Linked DNA regions of Homo sapiens: region 2 is linked to region 1. The links are chromatin loops, found by intact Hi-C in ENCODE. Cell type or tissue: dorsolateral prefrontal cortex. All regions are shown on one strand. Links, peaks and the distances in the headings refer to the core of each region. The heading gives the core; the rest is flanking DNA.

Region 1 (5,374 bases), core at 280-5,279:
CTCCCCGAGGCCCCACTGCTCCCCTCTGTGTAGCGGCTTCAGACCCAGACCGCCTCTCGTCACCCCCGTGAGCTCCTGAGGACACGAAGTGTTCATAACTCTTGACCCCAGCACAGCCCAGGAGGCCCTGCGCTGCTCATGCGGCAAGAGGGAGGCCGGGAGGGCGGAAGCGCAGCCCTCTAGCCTCCCGCAGCGAAGCCGTTCCTTCGTCCCTGCTTCGGCCATCGGAGCCTGCCCGACACACACAGGAGCCCCGGCTCCCCAGACGCCAGGCCTGGCTGGGCGTCCCAGGGGCCCTCCGCTCTCACCCAAAGGGGTGCCTGGCCTAGGCAGGCTCTGCTCGAGTGGCGGAGGGACCCCCACATTGCGCCGGCAGAATGGCCCTTGGGGAGGTGAGAGGACTTTCCGAGTGGAATGGGACCCCTAAGCCCACTCTAGGCACCGGCTTTCACCGCAGCGCCACTCCCGGCGACTCCAGGATGTCGCGGGGCGCCTGTGGGATCCACAGCGTCCTGATTTCCAAGTCCAGGGACTGGAGGTGGCCCTGGGCCACTGGGGCTCTCTAGACGGGAGGCGTGTGTGGATTCGTGAAAAGCTGCGGGTGATTAGTGCTGCTGCTGTTTCGTGTGTGTGCTTGGTTTTAAGTGCATGAGCCTAGTATTCTCTTCCTAATCCAGGCTGCTATAAATGACACCACAGATGGACACTATAAACGTCAGGAGTTTGGAAGATGTTGAAGAAATGGAGTGCTTTGCAAGAGTACGGGGCTAGCCATCGCATCACAGGAGCTACAGTCGCTGCAGTCACTGGTATGTGGCGCCAGGGGCCCGACTGATCGTTTCAGCTACAAGTCAGGACCTGAACATGCTAAACACAAAATGTCTCCTGAGTGGCAGCCCCAATTTAAAGCTAAGCAGAATCGGTGGTGCCTTCCCTGGATAATGCAACTGAGATGACTGTCCTGCATTTCTCTTCCCCCACACAAATAGACGTAAGGCTATATGGTTATTTTTAAGTTAGAAAACATTTCTTAAGCCGGGCACAGTGGCTCACATCTATAATCCCAGCACTTTGGGAGGCTGAGGTGGGGGAATTGCTTGAGTTTAGGAGTTCCAGACCAGACTCTGCAACAAAGTGAGACATGGTGGCACATGCCTATAGTCCTAGTTACTGTGGAGGCTGAGATGGGAAGATCCCTTGAGCTCAGGAGTTCAAGGCTGTAGTGAGCTATGATTGCACCACCGCAATTCAGTCTGGGCGATGGAGAGAGACCCTGTCTCAAAAAACAAAACAACAAACATTTCTTATTAGTCACAGCAAAGACCTCCATTGGAGTTGGCAACAGTAGTGCTTCAGGTTGGATTTGCGGTAATTTATACAATGCTTTCATATACATTATTTCATCCGAGCCTTACTTCAACCCTGTTGCAAAGTTTAAAAAGGAATATTATCCACATTCTGCACATGAGAAAACTGAGATCTGAAGATGTCAACTGACTTTCCCCCGTTGCTGGTTAGTAAGCATAGAAGTATAGACAAACACATGTGTTCTGACTGCAAATCCTTTGCCCAGTTCCATTAATACTGCTGGGATCTGCCTGAAGTCCATGTCCTTTCTCTTCTTCTCCTTGTCGTGTTACTTTGGATAAAGGCGGAGGGAGAAAACAACATTCATGGTGCAAATGGCCCATAGTATGGGAGGACAAATGCACTGGGCTCTGAGGGAAGCAAAGTTCAGCTCCACAGGCTGAACTGATACCTTTGGTGGGAGTTTCTAGGGGAATGTTTTCCCTAGTCTGGAAAATTCTTCCATGGATGAGTTTCTGTTCAAGTGATCCACTTTTTAAAAAACTCACTTTTGAGTGGTAAAACTGAACAAACCTACTATAGAGCAAGAAGTGTCTGATGAAAACTGGGCTGGGTTAAAATAGCATTTGCTGGACTCCATTTTTGCTGATTGAAGCATTGTACCTGTTATTAACCGTGGCTTCTAACCTGGTATTCTGGTCTTAATGCCTGCCAAAAGCTGAGGCTCCTTAGAGAGACTAAAGACTTATCTGCTACAGCCTCAACATGTAGGAACTAAGGAACTGGGGAAGTGATTCTTTCTTCCTACCTTTGGGAACTTTTCTGGTATAGAACGTAGTGTCTTTTCTGGCTAAACTTTTCAAATATCTACTCAGGAATTACCTAGAACTAAATGTTTAGAAACCCTTGTAGGGGTCATATGCGTAGTCACCTTCATAAGTGTTTGCCTAGGAGGGGTTGAGGGAAAGAATGTAGAGTGAGGAAGGAGAGGAGTAAGGGGAAGGAGAATTGGATCTGAAACAAAAACAGTTGTGCTGACTGGGAGGCTGTAAAATCAAAGGTAGTTCCGAGCCGATGCCACTGTGGGGCGCCAAAGTTCTACTCGGCTAAGGCCCGCCGCTTTCTTGGGTGCGAGGACAGAAGTCCTGGAGAACAGATGCACTGAGGGAAGAGAGCGGGGAGGAAGGAGGGAAGGGAAAGGAAAGGAGGGGTGGGGCTAGGGTGTCCTTTATTCTCCAGTTAAACTCGCCTGGGAGACTTTGTTACATAACAAGTCTGTGCGTGGGGGAAAGAAGACTTTGTTAGACGGAAAGAAGGAGGGTGTGGGGAGGGGGTGAAGCTCTTAGAAAAGAAGAAAATCTCGGAATACTGAGTTGACTTGGGAGCACAAACGGTCCTCGTGGCTTCAGAGACGCTGGGGCTTATTCTCAAACTGGGGCCACCACCTTTTTAAAAGGGCTAGCGAGGAGGGGAGATAGGTTTGGAAAGGGTACCTTCCCCGACCCGCCACCCAACACATACAAACCATAGACCCCGCCCAACCTCCCGGCCCCTGGCCCCACTTGCTACCCCCTCCTATGCCTGGGGGCTGCTGCCTCCACGAAGCCGGGCTCTTTCTCCTCCGGGTAGCCGCGGCTCCATCTGCAGCCCCCGAGGACTCCTCAGCCGGGATAAAGGGCGGCCTCCCCCGCCTGCCAGCGCCCAGGATGCTCAGCCGTCAGCTGCGGGGAGGCGCTGATTTCATTCCGGCGCGGCTTTCGCTGCGGGCGGCGAGGGGCGGACAGGCCGGGGCCCGCGGGGCGGGGCGGGACGGGGGAGGGAGGCAGCGGCCGCGACCTGGGGAGGCTGAGCGCCCCGGCCCCGCCAGGATTTATTACATCCCAGCCACTGGCAAAGGTTAGGAACGCGCATTTGGAGACGGGATAATCCAAGTTTAAATATTAAAAGTAAAAGCAGAATCGGTCGAATATTTACCTAGAGACTGAGCAGATCAGATCTCCCTTTGCGAGGGGAGAGGACTGTGGAGGAGCCCGGCTCCCAGGCCCGCGGCTCTAGCGCTGCGCTTCCCCAGTGGCATCGCCTGGGACGGCCAGGACCCACTTCTGAAGCTTCCTCAGACTGTGGTTAAGGGGGGCGGACCGCGGATCCCCTCGCTCTCCCAAGTCTATCGGAGTCGGTGGGGCTTGGTCCAGATCTTCTGCTTTGTATATTCTCTTTTTTAAGGGCCTCCCGGACCAACACAAAAGGTGGCGGAAAGTACGTTGGATCAATAGCAAAGATTGTTATTTAGATAACGAATTAATCTCCCTGTTATAGTACTTTTTGTAGTGAACTTTGCACCCCTTTCATAAGAAAAAGGAATTTAGAGAGAGAAGAAAGTCTCAAACAGGATTAAGGTTTTAATTACAATTCCCTATCGAAATAGTATGTTTGATGAGCTGATCTTATCAATTAATAGTAACATTAAAGCACAAGAAACAGATTCACGGAAATATGCTTAAAGGAGCCTTTAAAAAGTAATCGCACTCGGGGAACTAGCGGGGCAGGCGGCCAGCGATGCTGCGTCCGAGCAGATTTCGGAACCCCCCTCTGCTCGGACTGGTCCAAGCGGGGCGCGCATCTGGGGCGCAGGATGGGGCGGGGGCGGCGGGCACGGCGCTGGGAGACCAGGCTACGCTGGTGGGAGGGAAATAATAAATAACAGACGCCTCTTCCAAGCCGAGGCCCACATCAAAGTTGGGGCCCCACAAGGGCCGTGCAGTTCACTGCATTTGGGTCAGCGTTATATTCCAGGGGCAAATAAAGTAATTTGAACATGCACCAACAGTTTTCCATAAAATACGAGTTAAAAGAAGTAATAGAACTAATCACTGTCTCCTCAAATCAAGTAGAAAACATTTCAATGCACTAATTAGAGTAATTAGAATAATAAGCCTCTGCCTATATGTGGTAAGACAATGTGTACAAACAACTTTATTTAATGTATACTGGTAATCAGCGATGCGTGCCTGCTTGAATGCTTAGCGCAATAAAACTACCCTCCGTCCGCCCAAACAATCAAACACAAATTAGTTTAATGATTGTGCCTGCTGAATGTCTTAGAAATCTACAGGCAGAGGCGAGTAAATAGAAGCATCCTTGTTTGCGTGCGACCCCGCCCGGGCTGGCCGCGGGGCCGGGTGAGTGGCCGCGGGCGGGTGCGGCGGGAGCAATCGGGAGGCTCCGCCGAGCCTGCAGAGGCCAGGCCCGGCGCCAGCACAGACCTGCGCCCCGCAGGAGCCCCTGCTGCTGCCCTTGGTCGCCTTCCCACTCCTCTCCGGCCAGCTTCCCGCCTCTGCGGCCCTGCGGTGCAGTTCTGGGCCCCAAACCCGCACATCCCCAGCTCGGCCTCACCTCCTCCGAGAGGCGAAAGGCCGCTTTAGAACTCTCCCACCGCCCGTTTGCGACGCTTTTCAGAGCTGAGTGATTTCCTCTCCCGGGGCGACTCCTTCCAGGGGCCTCGGAGGGCTAAGGGGGATTTCTGCGGGCCCTGAGAGCCCCCAGTTCGCGGAGATGGACTCTAGGCCTCCAGTACTGAGGCGCGGCCCCTCACTTTCCGGGCCCTCAGCTCTGGCTTGAGATGCCGGGGTGCCCAGAGGGTCTCCCGGGCTCCCTTCTCTAGGGAACTGACTTTAGGCCCAGCAGGGGAGTGGTTTCCAGGGGGTCTAAGAATTCGTTTTCCCCCGTGCTTCAGCTCTTAAAGAGTAGGTTCCTCTTCATTGGAAGCAGGGAGCTGAGGTCAGAAACACCCAGAAGTTTGATGGGTGGGAGCTGAAGGAAACCTGCCTCAGAACTTTGCTCCCCAGCTCTCAGCTGTCCCCCTTCATTCTCACAAATACCGCCCGCCCCCCTCAAAAAAGCAGGAAAAGCCCAGATTACTGTACTTCCCTGGGCAGCTGTCCCCCTTTCCTCTCCAGTCTTCCTGCACTTGTCTCATCTCCCTCTTTCTCTTGGGGCACCATCTTCCACAGTTGCCTCTGCCATGCAGGTGCAATGTCCTGGGCCCGACTCTGCAGAGTCAAGTGGA
Region 2 (5,374 bases), core at 129-5,128, 100 kb before region 1:
AGCTATAGCAATCGAAACAGCATGGTAGTGGCATAAAAACAGACACATTAACTAATGGAACAGAATATAGAGGCCAGAAATAAAGCCACACATCTATGGTCAATTGCTTTTTTTACAAAAGGTGCCAAGAACACACAATGGAGAAAGGACAGTCTGTTCAACAGTGTTGGCAAAAACTAATGTCCACACGCAGAAAAATGAAATTAGAACCTTATCTCTCACCATATAGAAAAGTCAAGTCAAAATGGATTAAAGGCTTAAATTTAAGACCCAAAACTATGAAACTTCTAGAAGAAAGCATAGGGAAAAGTCTCCATGACATAAGTCTGGGCAAGATCTTATCTTTTTGGTTAAGATCTGAAACACATAGGCAACAAAAGTGAAAATAGACAAATGGGATAACATCAAGCTTAAAAGCTTCTGCATAGCAAAGGAAACAATCAAGTGAAGAGACAACCCACAGAATGGGAGAAAATATTTGCAAACTATTTATTTAACAAGGGATTAATAACCAGAATATTTTATATAAGGAGCTCAAACAACTCAATAGGAAAGCAAAAACAAAAACAAAAACAAAAACAAATAATCCAATTAAAAAATGGGCAGAAGATCTGAACAGGCATTTCTCAAAAGAAGACATACAAATGGCCAACTGGTATATGAAAAAATGCTCCTTATCACTAATCATCAGATAAATGCAAATCAAAACAATGAGATATCTCACCCCAGTGAGAATGGCTTTTATCAAAAAAAAAAAAAAAAAAAAAAAGCCAGGAACAAAAGATACTGGTGAGAATGTGGAGAAAGGGGAACCCGTGTGCACTGTTGGCAGGAATGAATATTACTAGAGCCACTGTGAAAAACTGTTTGAAGATTCTTCAAAAAACTAAAAATAGAACTACTATATGATTCAGCAATTCTACTATTGGGTATAGATCCAACAGAAAGGAAATACATATATCAAAGAGATATCTGCACTTCTATGTTTATTGCAGCACTATTTACAATAGCCAAGATTTAGAATTGACCTAAGTGTCCGCGCAACAGATGAATGGATAAAGAAAATGGGGTACATATACACAATAGAATATTATTCAGCCATAAAACCCTCCACAAAATCCTTTTATTTGCAACAAACATGGATAGAACTGGAGGTCATTATGATGAGTGAAATAAGCCAAGCACAGAAAGGCAAATAATGCATGTTCTCACTCATATGTGGGAGTTCAGAAAGTGGATCTCAGAGACTGAGAAGTATTGGGGGGGTGGGCCATGGGGGAGCAAGGGGAGGTAAACATACACTTAGAAGAAACATACACTTAGAAGAAATAAGACCCGGTGTTCCATAGATCAGTAGGGTGACTACAGCTAACATTTATCAATAGTACATGTCAAAATAGCCAGAAGAGAACAATTTGAATGTTCCTAGCACAAAGAAAAGATAAATATTTAAGGGGATGAGTAACCCAGTTATGCTGATTTGATTACAGAAATGAATCAAATTATCACATATACCCTGAAAATATGTACAGCTATTATGCATCAAAAAGTTGAAGAAAATAAAAATTTTAATTTTTTTGTATACAATGTATATTGCATATCATATATTGATTCTGTTCATATATAAGTAAATATCCTTACTGGTTTGCCTCATTGGAGCATTCAGACAGCAAATAATGTGTAGTTCAACATTTTATTAAATATTTTCCATCTTAGTGGATATTTTGTAACAAGATAAATATGATGCAAACTAAAAAAAGTGCCAAGGGCGGGCGCGGTGGCTCACGGCTGTAATCCCAGCACTTTAGGAGGCTGAGGCAGGTGGATCACAAGGTCAGGAGATCAAGACCATCCTAGCCAATATGGTGAAACCCCGTCTCTACTAAAAATACAAAATATTAGCTTGGCGCCCTTGTAGTCCCAGCTACTCGGGAGGCTGAGGCAGGAGAATCGCTTGAACCTGGGAGGTGGAGGTTGCAGTGAGCCGAGATCGCGCCACTGCACTCCAGCCTGGCGACAGAGCGAGACTCCGTCTCAAAAAATACATAAATAAATAAATAAAGTGCCATACTGAATCTACCAAAAATAAATCAAAATGAGTAAGAGAGGCTGCCAGACCATCTTCTTCATCAGAGGTAATGGTCAGAGGCTTCTGAACGTTGGTATGGAAATGAGCCTGCAGGCAGGATTTGTATGCAGGGAAGAGGAGGTTTGTAAACTAGGTGAATTATACCTTCAGAGTGCATATAATGTATATTATACTTTTCCTCTACGTATGCGTACCAGCCGTATTACCTATGTATCATCTGATCCACCAAGTCTGGACTGAAGAAGTCCTTGTAGGACCACACTACACATGGCGAGCCGGTACTCGGAAGGGATTATTCCGAAGAGGATTTGTAGACACTACCCGCTGTGTATGACCTAGGCCCTTTACACGGGCACCACTGGAGCTAGGAAGCCAGCAGAAAGCTCCTCCCCCTGGCCTGGGAGCGGGCTGTCCGTAGGACCCAGAGCACCTCCCATGGGAGAAACGCCCGGCTTTGCTTCTGGCCCCGCCCCGCCTCCCTCCAGGCCCCGCCCCGCCTCCCCGGCCCCGCCCCAACCCCGCGGCCCCGCCCCTCCTCCCCGGCTCCGCCCCGCCTCCCCGGGCCCGCCGCTCCTCGCGGCCTCCGCGTCTTCCTTCCGGGTCGCGCTAGGCCGGGCTTGCGGCGGTTGTGCCGCATCTAGAGAGTCGGGGAGCCGCCCCCGCACCCAGGCCTTCTCGCGCTGCCTGGTCGCTGGTGAAGCCCGCGGCGCGCGCCTCTCCCGGACCCTGCAGGGTACGGCCCTTCCTTTACTTCTCCCTCCCGTGGGTCTCTGTCTTCTTCCTTTGGCGCCGGGGCGGGGCCGGGGCCGAGCCAGCGCGCAGCTCCGCGCTTTGGGGAGTCTGGACGCCTGGCAGAGGCCCCCGCTGCCCGCCCCTCCCCGCCCGCGGCCCCGCGCCCCCGCGCCTCCGCTTCACGCTTGCGGGGCTTGCTGGGGCCCTTGAGAACTGCTGACGTGCCTCGGGCTCTTTCTACGCTACAGTCTGCCTGCAGGCTGTGAGGCGTCGTTCGGACGTGTGCGCGGCTCAGGGTTGTTTACACCGCGGGGGACTGCGGGTCGCCCCACACCCGCGCTCAGTGCTGCGCCGGCAGCCACGCGTCGGCCACATGCCCGCCTGTGCTTGTGATTCCTGTGCCTGCTGCCTTGATTTCCCTCTGACATCCGATGGTTTTTGCCTAACCAGGCCTGTTTTCTTTCTTCAGGACTGCTACAGGGTGCCCAGCTACAACCTTGTTTCTGTGTTTAGGTTTAGGGGTGCCCCTAGAGTGTGATGATGACCATCTACTTGGCCTCCTTGTCGACATATTTATAACGGGTGGTTTTGGATTTCCTTGATTTCCCAGTAATCATTGCCACAAACCTTCGAGATGCATTCACAGATTGAAATACAGTATACAAATAACTATTATAGAAGGTGAAGATGGTATAAGCCTGTGGTCAGGTAGTTGCGTTGGCAGGATGCCCGTCTGGCTTTGTGCTCCGGAGGGCACATTACCACCAGGTGCAGGGATCTCTGCTTGCTTTGGTCTGTTCACAGACACAAGCTGCCTTTTCTGGTTCTTGCGTGCACTCCTTGGTTTCTTAAGTTCAGCTATAGGTATATATTTTTTTCTTTCAGGCTCACTTCCTGCCTCCATTATCCTGTACCGCATATTGTATCTGTTGGTTGAGTAGAGAGAGATTCATCCAGAGTCATCAGCGCTCCAATAGTCCTTTATCAGATTAAGGACTTGAGGGAAATGTGCATTATGCTTTAGTAGGCACTCTAAAAGTTCCTTGAATTGGATTCTTCTTTCCATACTTATGTTCTGAGTACTAACTTTGTTTTAAACTTCTGCGCCAAAAGTTGGCTTTTCTGAACTCTGCATTTTCAAACTCTTCCCTTCTGTTATTTGAAAATCAGATAAGTCAACTCATTGTAAGATGGATAATTTCTTTACTCACGCCGTGATGAAATAATGCGATTATAGTACTCTGTACAATGGTACATATGGTACTTGCACATATGGTCAGTTAACAAAAACTGCCCCTTCTTTCTTTACTGTGTTAGTCTCATCCTCTTAATGTTGCTGCGGTTAACATTCTCGATCTTAACTTCGCGGATCTAACACAGTGTCCTTTAAAAAAGGCCTTTATCTACATGAATTGTATATAAATATCCACCTCCGTTTTCTTCTAGTATTGTTAATGATCTTATTTATATTTAATGTGAGATAAGAAGGCTCTAACTTTATAATTTTGTTAGTGACTCCATCATCATTTGTTGGAATTCTATTTTTCCCTGCTGATCAGTCCTATAAATACCATAGGCCCTAAATTCCCGTGTATTCTTGGGACTTTCTGAACGGTCTAGTATTCTTTGGCTCCCTGTGGTGATCCTGGCTTCTGTGATGCTCTTATTGCTCTAGGTTTATAATGTGTTTTAATATCTAGGGATTTGAACGATGCCTGGCATATTGTAGACATCACTAAATATTTTTGAAATGAACACATTTAGTGGGGGCAAGTTGATTCCCTTTCTTTACCTCTTGCCTCCCTCCCCCCTTTAAAATTTTCCTGCCAGTTATTGAGATTCATTTATTTTAGCTTGCTTTTTCCATGGTCAGTTGAATCATTAACTGTTAGTAAATAAATCCCTTCTGTTGCTCATTCAGAACTTGCGACTAGAGTTGCTCCTTACAGTTACATAGAGAAGCAGCCTGATTAAAAATCTGCATGCCTTTTGACTTTGCACCGTGTCATAGTAACTGTAGTGTGTCTCTCCCCATCACCTGTGATTTAGGATGTTCTGTACCTGGTTTCTAAGAGAAAAATGGTTATCTAAGAGATAAATGGCTGTAGAAGTGTTCCCTGGGATATGAGGAAGATATCCTCATATCCATTTGTATTTTACCATCACAACTGGATATCTAAAATATAATAAATTTTACACTGGACACTTAAAACTTTATTAGCCCATGAAATAAATGTATGCATTCTTTAAAAAAGATCAAGCAATACAGAAATCCTTAAAGGAGGAAGTGAAAGTGCTGTGTGCCCACCTACCCAGTAACCTTGTTCCATAAAGATGATCACTGCTTGCAGATTTTAAAAATAAATATATTTAAGTCTACTTTTGTTTCATAAATGGCAGTGTACCATCTATAATTTTCTATAGCTTCCACTTAATAATAATTGATAAACATCCTTCTGTGTCAGTGCATATAATAGTATCTTGTCTTTTTTGTAAGTCTTTTGGTATTTCATTGTAGGAATAACCCAAAAGTTATTTAGCCAGTCCCCTGTT

The links. Peaks named below come from ENCODE experiments on the same cell type or tissue, not always from the same donor. Only the 100,000 strongest peaks of a DNase experiment are listed, where the experiment ranks them.
Region 2: it touches region 1 in a loop (4-fold over the local background); 13 of 110 quality-filtered maps call a loop at or near these places.

Annotation. Positions count from the first base shown.
Region 1 is chr6:98,842,984-98,848,357 of GRCh38, reverse strand. It overlaps LOC124901364 (a long non-coding RNA gene), which reads right to left and starts at 1,349. Exons shown (of 2, transcript XR_007059690.1): 1 at 1-1,349. RefSeq lists a silencer at 1-151 and an enhancer at 262-381. In dorsolateral prefrontal cortex, for the core only: CTCF peaks have their summits at 2,189 and 2,391; DNase peaks (open chromatin) are centred at 2,417, 2,967, 3,417, 4,587 and 2 weaker places; H3K4me3 peaks cover 3,364 bases; H3K27ac peaks cover 4,555 bases; H3K27me3 peaks cover 2,114 bases.
Region 2 is chr6:98,945,254-98,950,627 of GRCh38, reverse strand. FBXL4 (F-box and leucine rich repeat protein 4) reads left to right here and starts at 2,682. Exons shown (of 10, transcript NM_001278716.2): 1 at 2,682-2,822. RefSeq lists silencers at 2,261-2,555, 2,853-3,162 and enhancers at 2,288-2,799, 3,603-3,792. In dorsolateral prefrontal cortex, for the core only: no CTCF peak of the experiment used is centred there; DNase peaks (open chromatin) are centred at 2,617 and 3,567; H3K4me3 peaks cover 2,594 bases; H3K27ac peaks cover 2,327 bases.